Regions from separate parts of the Homo sapiens genome. Here region 2 is linked to region 1. Evidence: chromatin contacts called from ENCODE Hi-C or POLR2A ChIA-PET data. All regions are on one chromosome and are shown on one strand. The core of a region is the stretch at or near the end of the contact, and the rest is flanking DNA. Distances in the headings are between cores, read along the strand shown.

Region 1 (3,885 bases), core at 1-2,500:
GGAGAAACTTTAGCGAGTCAGAGCCGCGCACGGGACTGGGAAGGGGACCCACCCGAGGGTCCAGCCACCAGCCCCCTCACTAATAGCGGCCACCCCGGCAGCGGCGGCAGCAGCAGCAGCGACGCAGCGGCGACAGCTCAGAGCAGGGAGGCCGCGCCACCTGCGGGCCGGCCGGAGCGGGCAGCCCCAGGCCCCCTCCCCGGGCACCCGCGTTCATGCAACGCCTGGTGGCCTGGGACCCAGCATGTCTCCCCCTGCCGCCGCCGCCGCCTGCCTTTAAATCCATGGAAGTGGCCAACTTCTACTACGAGGCGGACTGCTTGGCTGCTGCGTACGGCGGCAAGGCGGCCCCCGCGGCGCCCCCCGCGGCCAGACCCGGGCCGCGCCCCCCCGCCGGCGAGCTGGGCAGCATCGGCGACCACGAGCGCGCCATCGACTTCAGCCCGTACCTGGAGCCGCTGGGCGCGCCGCAGGCCCCGGCGCCCGCCACGGCCACGGACACCTTCGAGGCGGCTCCGCCCGCGCCCGCCCCCGCGCCCGCCTCCTCCGGGCAGCACCACGACTTCCTCTCCGACCTCTTCTCCGACGACTACGGGGGCAAGAACTGCAAGAAGCCGGCCGAGTACGGCTACGTGAGCCTGGGGCGCCTGGGGGCCGCCAAGGGCGCGCTGCACCCCGGCTGCTTCGCGCCCCTGCACCCACCGCCCCCGCCGCCGCCGCCGCCCGCCGAGCTCAAGGCGGAGCCGGGCTTCGAGCCCGCGGACTGCAAGCGGAAGGAGGAGGCCGGGGCGCCGGGCGGCGGCGCAGGCATGGCGGCGGGCTTCCCGTACGCGCTGCGCGCTTACCTCGGCTACCAGGCGGTGCCGAGCGGCAGCAGCGGGAGCCTCTCCACGTCCTCCTCGTCCAGCCCGCCCGGCACGCCGAGCCCCGCTGACGCCAAGGCGCCCCCGACCGCCTGCTACGCGGGGGCCGCGCCGGCGCCCTCGCAGGTCAAGAGCAAGGCCAAGAAGACCGTGGACAAGCACAGCGACGAGTACAAGATCCGGCGCGAGCGCAACAACATCGCCGTGCGCAAGAGCCGCGACAAGGCCAAGATGCGCAACCTGGAGACGCAGCACAAGGTCCTGGAGCTCACGGCCGAGAACGAGCGGCTGCAGAAGAAGGTGGAGCAGCTGTCGCGCGAGCTCAGCACCCTGCGGAACTTGTTCAAGCAGCTGCCCGAGCCCCTGCTCGCCTCCTCCGGCCACTGCTAGCGCGGCCCCCGCGCGCGTCCCCCTGCCGGCCGGGGCTGAGACTCCGGGGAGCGCCCGCGCCCGCGCCCTCGCCCCCGCCCCCGGCGGCGCCGGCAAAACTTTGGCACTGGGGCACTTGGCAGCGCGGGGAGCCCGTCGGTAATTTTAATATTTTATTATATATATATATCTATATTTTTGTCCAAACCAACCGCACATGCAGATGGGGCTCCCGCCCGTGGTGTTATTTAAAGAAGAAACGTCTATGTGTACAGATGAATGATAAACTCTCTGCTTCTCCCTCTGCCCCTCTCCAGGCGCCGGCGGGCGGGCCGGTTTCGAAGTTGATGCAATCGGTTTAAACATGGCTGAACGCGTGTGTACACGGGACTGACGCAACCCACGTGTAACTGTCAGCCGGGCCCTGAGTAATCGCTTAAAGATGTTCCTACGGGCTTGTTGCTGTTGATGTTTTGTTTTGTTTTGTTTTTTGGTCTTTTTTTGTATTATAAAAAATAATCTATTTCTATGAGAAAAGAGGCGTCTGTATATTTTGGGAATCTTTTCCGTTTCAAGCATTAAGAACACTTTTAATAAACTTTTTTTTGAGAATGGTTACAAAGCCTTTTGGGGGCAGTAATTGGCTTTTGTTTTTTATTTTTTTACTTTATTTTGGATTTGTAGGATTTTGTTTTTGCGTTTCTGGTGTGTAGGGGGTTGTGTGTGGGGGGCTGCTGTTATTTTTGGAGGTTTTGGTGGTTGGGTGGGGGTGTTGCAGCTGGTTTTTCTGCCTCCTCTGCTACTCCCCCTCCCACACACACAGGGTCTGCTTGAGATGGGGTTCCAGCCCCGGGGGAAAGGGGAGAAGAGTAATGGGTCAGGCATTCAGGCTGACTCAGAGCCCCTAGGCGCCGGGACGGGTGGCTGGGAACCCTGCTTGAGAAGAGATTCCGGAGCCTCTGGCTGGTCCCGAGTGTCAGGCTTGGGTTTGGAAGGGCTGGGAGGTCTGTGACCCCTGCCCTGTGTTTGGGGACTAGGTAGGCAGGCCTGTGACTGTAGGAGGAGGGGGTTCAGGTCTTGGTCCTGCTGAGCCCGAGTCAGGGCAGATGCTTTTGGTCAGTGTAGTGGGGTGGGTTGTTTAAAACACAGTTTGTGTATACATGTGTATTTTAAAGAGGGGAGCCTGGGTGTGTGGGCGAGTCTGTGTTTGTGTGTCCCTGGCCAGCAGGAGGGGAGAGGCCAGGCCAGGTGGAGAGAGGTGGGGGAGGGGTTCCCACACTTTGATTACCTTTCCTGAGGATGGGAGGCTCATCACTTGCTCTCTTTGCCCAGACTTGGACACTGAGCCCACCTCACCTGCCTGCTCAAGGTGGCTGAGCCCAGGCACAAACGTGGGGCTGCTAGCCCTGATTCCCTGGGACAGGCTCCTCTTCCCTGCCCACTGATCCCTTTGCCCCTTCCGGCTTCTCACCGCACCCCCTACTCCCATCCAGCCCTGGATGGCATTCCTGAGAGTTGAGGATGTAGATGGATGTGAGTGGATACATGTACAGCGTCCCACAGTGCCTGGCACGCAAGAAGTGTTATATAAGCGCTTGCTCTTGTTATTATTTTTTGCTGGGAAGCTGCTGGCATTTGGCACCCCAGTCTCCAGTGCAGCGCCAGTGTGGCCAGTACTTGCCAGGGGCCGGCATCTGGTAAACACTGGACCTGCCCCATCCCATTTAGACCTCACAATAACCTTTGGGAAGGTGGGGATTGTTATGACGCCTGTTTTTAGAGGTGGGGAGCAGCTTTGGGCTGTCCGATCCCTATGGGCAAGACACTGGTTGGGGGTTGCCCTGCCCTGAGGAATTCAGGGGCAGCAGGCATCGTAGCCTGGTTTGCCAAGGACCTGGGGCGGTCTGGGATCTCAGGAGCAGTTGCTGATACCGTGGTTCGCGAATGGGAAATGCTTTGCCCCTCCTTTTCCTTTTGGGGGCCTGGTTGTGCTTTCCCTGTGGGAGCCTGGGATGTGGGGAACAGACAGCGACACTCATCCCCCACCGCCACAAAGCGGAGGATTCCTATAAGCTCCACCTCCCTAATGCCAGTGTCTCCTGATGGTGGCTCGAGGGCTATGCAGATTGCTGGACACAGATAACCTCACTTCAACCTGGGACCTGCAGCGTGGCCCTGACCACGTCCCCTCCCAGCCCTGGGCAACTGGACAACTGGCCGGGCATGCCTTCAAAGCCTCGAAGTCAGTTCAGTCCCAAGCCCCACTGGTCTCGATGGTTTCTGTCAGTAGCAGCGACAGCAATGTGGGCTTGACCTCAAGGATTTACTTGCTGAAGGCAGAGGCTGAGGGGCTGGACCTAGGGAAGGAGGGAGGTGGAGAGGGTCGAAATTGAGGAACAAATCTCAAATCCCTGCTCCCTCCTTTGTCACCAAGAGTTGGCTGGTGGCCACTGCTCACCCAAATGAGGTGAGAGGGAAGCAGCCTGGCCAGACGGTGCCCCTCTTCCGCCCCCGTCTGCCCCACAGCTTCGCTTCTGTTTCCCCAGTGCTGTCCTGGAACCAGCGTTGAGTCAGTTCTTCACACACTCACATCTTGCTCTCATCCACAGTACCCCACAGAAGGTGCTAGACCCATTTCTAAAAGCACACATTG
Region 2 (3,587 bases), core at 1,088-3,587, 770 kb after region 1:
TTCCCATTAATCTCAGGTGGTAGTTTCTAGTCTAAAAACAAACCAACACAATACTTGGTGGATAAATAATACCTACGACATAACATTCCGTTTTCTCTTGGTCCTGCTTTAAGAAACAAATACAAGAGGCTGGGCGCGGTGGCTCACACCTGTAATCCCAGCACTTTGGGAGGCCGAGGCAGGCGGATCACGAGGTCAGGATATCGAGACCATCCTGGCTAACACAGTGAAACCCCGTCTCTACTAAAAAGAACCCGGGAGGCGGGGCCTGCAGTGAGCCAAGATGGCGCCACCGCACTCCAGCCTGGGCAACAGAGCAAGACTCCGTCTCCAAAAGAAAAAAAAAAAAAAGAAAAAGAAAAAAGAAACAAATACAAGAAAATCAACCAGAAAACATATTCCACTGTTAAAGGCTTTAACAAGTCAGCCCCAGCAAACTTTGAAGACAAGAAAGCAAACCCCTGTGTTATCTATTCTCCAAGAGTAGAACAATGACTTTGGCTTCCCACTGTGCCTTAAATCTGGGCACTGGTGCCTTTACATGCCAAAATATGTAAGGTGATTTTAATAGACGTGCTGAAAGAGAAATTCCATAAACAAAATGGGGTCGTTAAAAGCAAATTACTGTCCCCTACCACTTCAAAGCAGCTACACCACCTGAGGGTGAGGCAGCTCAAAGGTACCAAGCTGGGCTGACTTCAAGTAATTTGATTGCATCTGAAAAGTTTTGTTTCCTTTATCAAACTTCATTTTGATCTTAAAAGATTGATTCACAAACCATTAAAAGGAAACATAAATTGTACTACATAAAAAAATTAAAACAGCAAAAAAAAAAATTGCAAAATTAGAATACAAGCCCTGAACGAGATCGGTTGTATGATAGTTACTTTCTTTAATTTAGAGCTTATAGAAATCAAAATTAAAAGATTAAACAGGAAAAATAAAAATTTTAAAACTCTGAGGGGCAAGGCATATGAAGGCAGTTATTCAAGGAAATACAATCAAAACAGCAATGGTTTTCACAAATGAGTACTTCCAACAATGTTAAGTCTAATGCTCAGGCGGGCTGGTTGATAGGGAAACAGGCACTCTGAAGAATGGAGAGTCCAAACTTGTACAACCTTTTTTTTCTTTAGAGCAATTTGGCAGTAACTGTCCATTTTAAGCACATTTCTGTCGACCCAGCAATCCTACCTCGAAGAATTTATCCCTAGTACACAAGTAAAAGTATGAACGCGTCTGCTGCCAACACTGATGCAATAAAGGAGCACCGCTATGTGTCAAGCACTTTTCTAAATTTAGCTGGAAAATATGGTGTGAACAAAGTCCTTGTTCTCATCGACAAAGCAAAAGCCAAAAAACAGAAACAACCAAAAGGCGCTGGAAATAATCCAGTTCATTGCCATGACCTGATTAAATAAATAACACAGCCATATGGAATGTTACCTAACTTCCAAAGTAATTTGCTATGTTTGTACATGTTAATATGAGAAAAAGTCTTCAAAGATTTCACAGCATGATCCCATTTGTGCAATCGTAAAACAAGTTACTTCGTACTGACTCCAGGATTTTTTGCAGTTTTTAAAAACACTGCATTAACACTTCCAAATTCGAACTCCACCCACCCCCCATCCCGGTTCTAACAATCACACCAAACATCCACCAGTGATCAGCGAAGATGCTCTTCTGCTTTCTCCTTTCCAGAAAGGTTATCGTGCCCAGCAATAGCTCCCTAACCCACACACACCAAACCTCATGCTTATGTAAGCACTCGGCACCGGAGCGGAGAGTGAGAGCTCTCGCTTGGACTCCCGGCTCTTGCCGCAGATCCTGACCGCCTAGAGGGAGGAGTGGGATCACGCTTTCAGCCTCGCTTCCAAGTAAAAGAGTGGCCAACCTTTCTACGGAAAGGCGGGGGACGGGAGTACTACATAATAAAGATAAATGAGAGTCTCACAAAACCCAAGGGCAGGAATGAGAACCCAGGACACGAAGAAAACCCAACAAGCATCCGCCTCTGCTTCCCTCGCAGGGTGGCCCTCTCCCCGGGCCTTCCTGTGTGAGGCAAAGAAGGCTGGACAGGGCCGCTTCGCGCAGCCAGCTGCCGACACCCGGGCCGGGGAAGCCAGCTCATCTCATTCTTCGGGGAGGGAGACCTGGTGCGCTACCTCTCGGAGAAGCTTTTCACCAGCAGCCACACGATGAGCGGCAGGTTCTCGCGCTCGTTGTAGGTAGGTAAAAGCACCGAATATTTGTTCTGTCGTGGACTGCGCACTTCCAGCTCCCGCCGAGACCTGCGAGGACTACGACTGACTTCCAAGGAGGCCATGGCGGAACTGAGCCAGATGCCGGAAGCGGAATTACGTAATGTGGCGCGGAAAAGGACGGGTCGGACCGTACCAAATTCGGAAGCGGGGGATGACCTGTGTGATTGATCGCTAGTTCTTCTAGGGCCATTGCGTGGTTCAATTAGAAATATTCTGGATTTATACATCTTTGAAGTTTAATCTGAAGGTTTCTTCAGGAAGTAAATATCTATTCATCACCTTTTCCCAAGCTCCATAAAGTTTTTTAGTTTATCCCAGTCGCTAGGAGACAGAAGACGGAAGCGGAAATGCCTTTCACGACAACTTCCGGAAGAGGTCGCCATGGCTTCCCGGGAGGAGGTACTCGCCTTACAAGCTGAAGTTGCCCAACGTGAGGAGGAATTGAATTCGCTGAAGCAGAAGCTGGCGTCGGCTCTTTTGGCTGAGCAGGAACCGCAGCCAGAACGGCTGGTTCCGGTGTCGCCGCTGCCGCCGAAGGCCGCTCTGTCCCGAGATGAGATTCTGCGCTATAGCCGGCAGCTAGTGCTGCCCGAGCTGGGCGTGCACGGACAGCTGCGCCTGGGGACCGCGTGCGTGCTAATCGTGGGCTGCGGTGGGCTCGGCTGTCCACTAGCGCAGTACTTGGCAGCGGCCGGCGTGGGCCGCCTTGGCCTTGTGGACTATGACGTGGTAGAGATGAGCAACCTGGCCCGCCAAGTGCTGCATGGCGAGGCACTGGCTGGCCAGGCCAAGGCCTTTTCGGCCGCCGCCTCGCTGCGCCGCCTCAATTCGGCAGTGGAATGCGTGCCGTACACTCAGGCCCTTACGCCAGCCACTGCCCTAGACCTGGTCCGCCGATATGATGTGGTGGCTGACTGCTCGGACAACGTGCCCACTCGCTACCTGGTTAATGACGCATGTGTGCTGGCGGGTCGGCCCCTCGTGTCTGCCAGTGCCTTGCGCTTCGAGGGCCAAATCACAGTCTACCATTATGACGGTGGCCCTTGCTATCGCTGCATATTCCCCCAACCACCCCCAGCGGAGACAGTGACCAACTGCGCGGACGGCGGGGTGCTCGGTGTCGTTACCGGGGTCCTGGGCTGCCTGCAGGCCTTGGAAGTGCTGAAAATCGCTGCGGGTCTGGGCCCCTCTTACAGTGGCAGCTTGTTGCTCTTTGATGCCCTGAGAGGGCATTTCCGCTCTATTCGGCTGCGGAGCCGCAGGCTCGACTGTGCAGCTTGCGGGGAACGGCCCACTGTGACTGATCTGCTGGACTATGAA

The links. Hi-C counts contacts between places; a loop is a spot of excess contacts on that map. ChIA-PET counts read pairs that join two places held with the same protein, here RNA polymerase II (POLR2A). Pooled maps may share reads with other maps.
Region 2: a loop to region 1 is called in a map of CD8-positive, alpha-beta T cell, with 16 times the contacts of the local background. The contact joins the promoter of DPM1 here to the promoter of CEBPB-AS1 in region 1. A Hi-C loop is called at or near these places in 2 of 168 maps with a recorded cell type or tissue (both CD8-positive, alpha-beta T cell) and 6 of 50 pooled maps. POLR2A ChIA-PET finds 5 or more read pairs at or near these places in 3 of 52 experiments (CD8-positive, alpha-beta memory T cell, WTC11 and activated CD4-positive, alpha-beta T cell).

What each region holds. Positions count from the first base shown.
Region 1 is chr20:50,190,819-50,194,703 of GRCh38, forward strand. It overlaps CEBPB-AS1 (CEBPB antisense RNA 1), which reads right to left and starts at 1,251. Exons shown (of 7, transcript NR_125739.1): 1 at 846-1,251; 2 at 450-604. It overlaps CEBPB (CCAAT enhancer binding protein beta), which reads left to right and starts at 12. Exons shown (of 1, transcript NM_005194.4): 1 at 12-1,850. The coding sequence starts at 216. The coding sequence ends at 1,253. RefSeq lists silencers at 1-208, 35-244, 385-824, 1,245-1,354 and an enhancer at 2,719-3,280.
Region 2 is chr20:50,956,195-50,959,781 of GRCh38, forward strand. It overlaps DPM1 (dolichyl-phosphate mannosyltransferase subunit 1, catalytic), which reads right to left and starts at 2,338. Exons shown (of 9, transcript NM_003859.3): 1 at 2,169-2,338. The coding sequence starts at 2,329. MOCS3 (molybdenum cofactor synthesis 3) reads left to right here and starts at 2,624. Exons shown (of 1, transcript NM_014484.5): 1 at 2,624-3,587. The coding sequence starts at 2,649. RefSeq lists enhancers at 2,095-2,584, 2,797-3,407.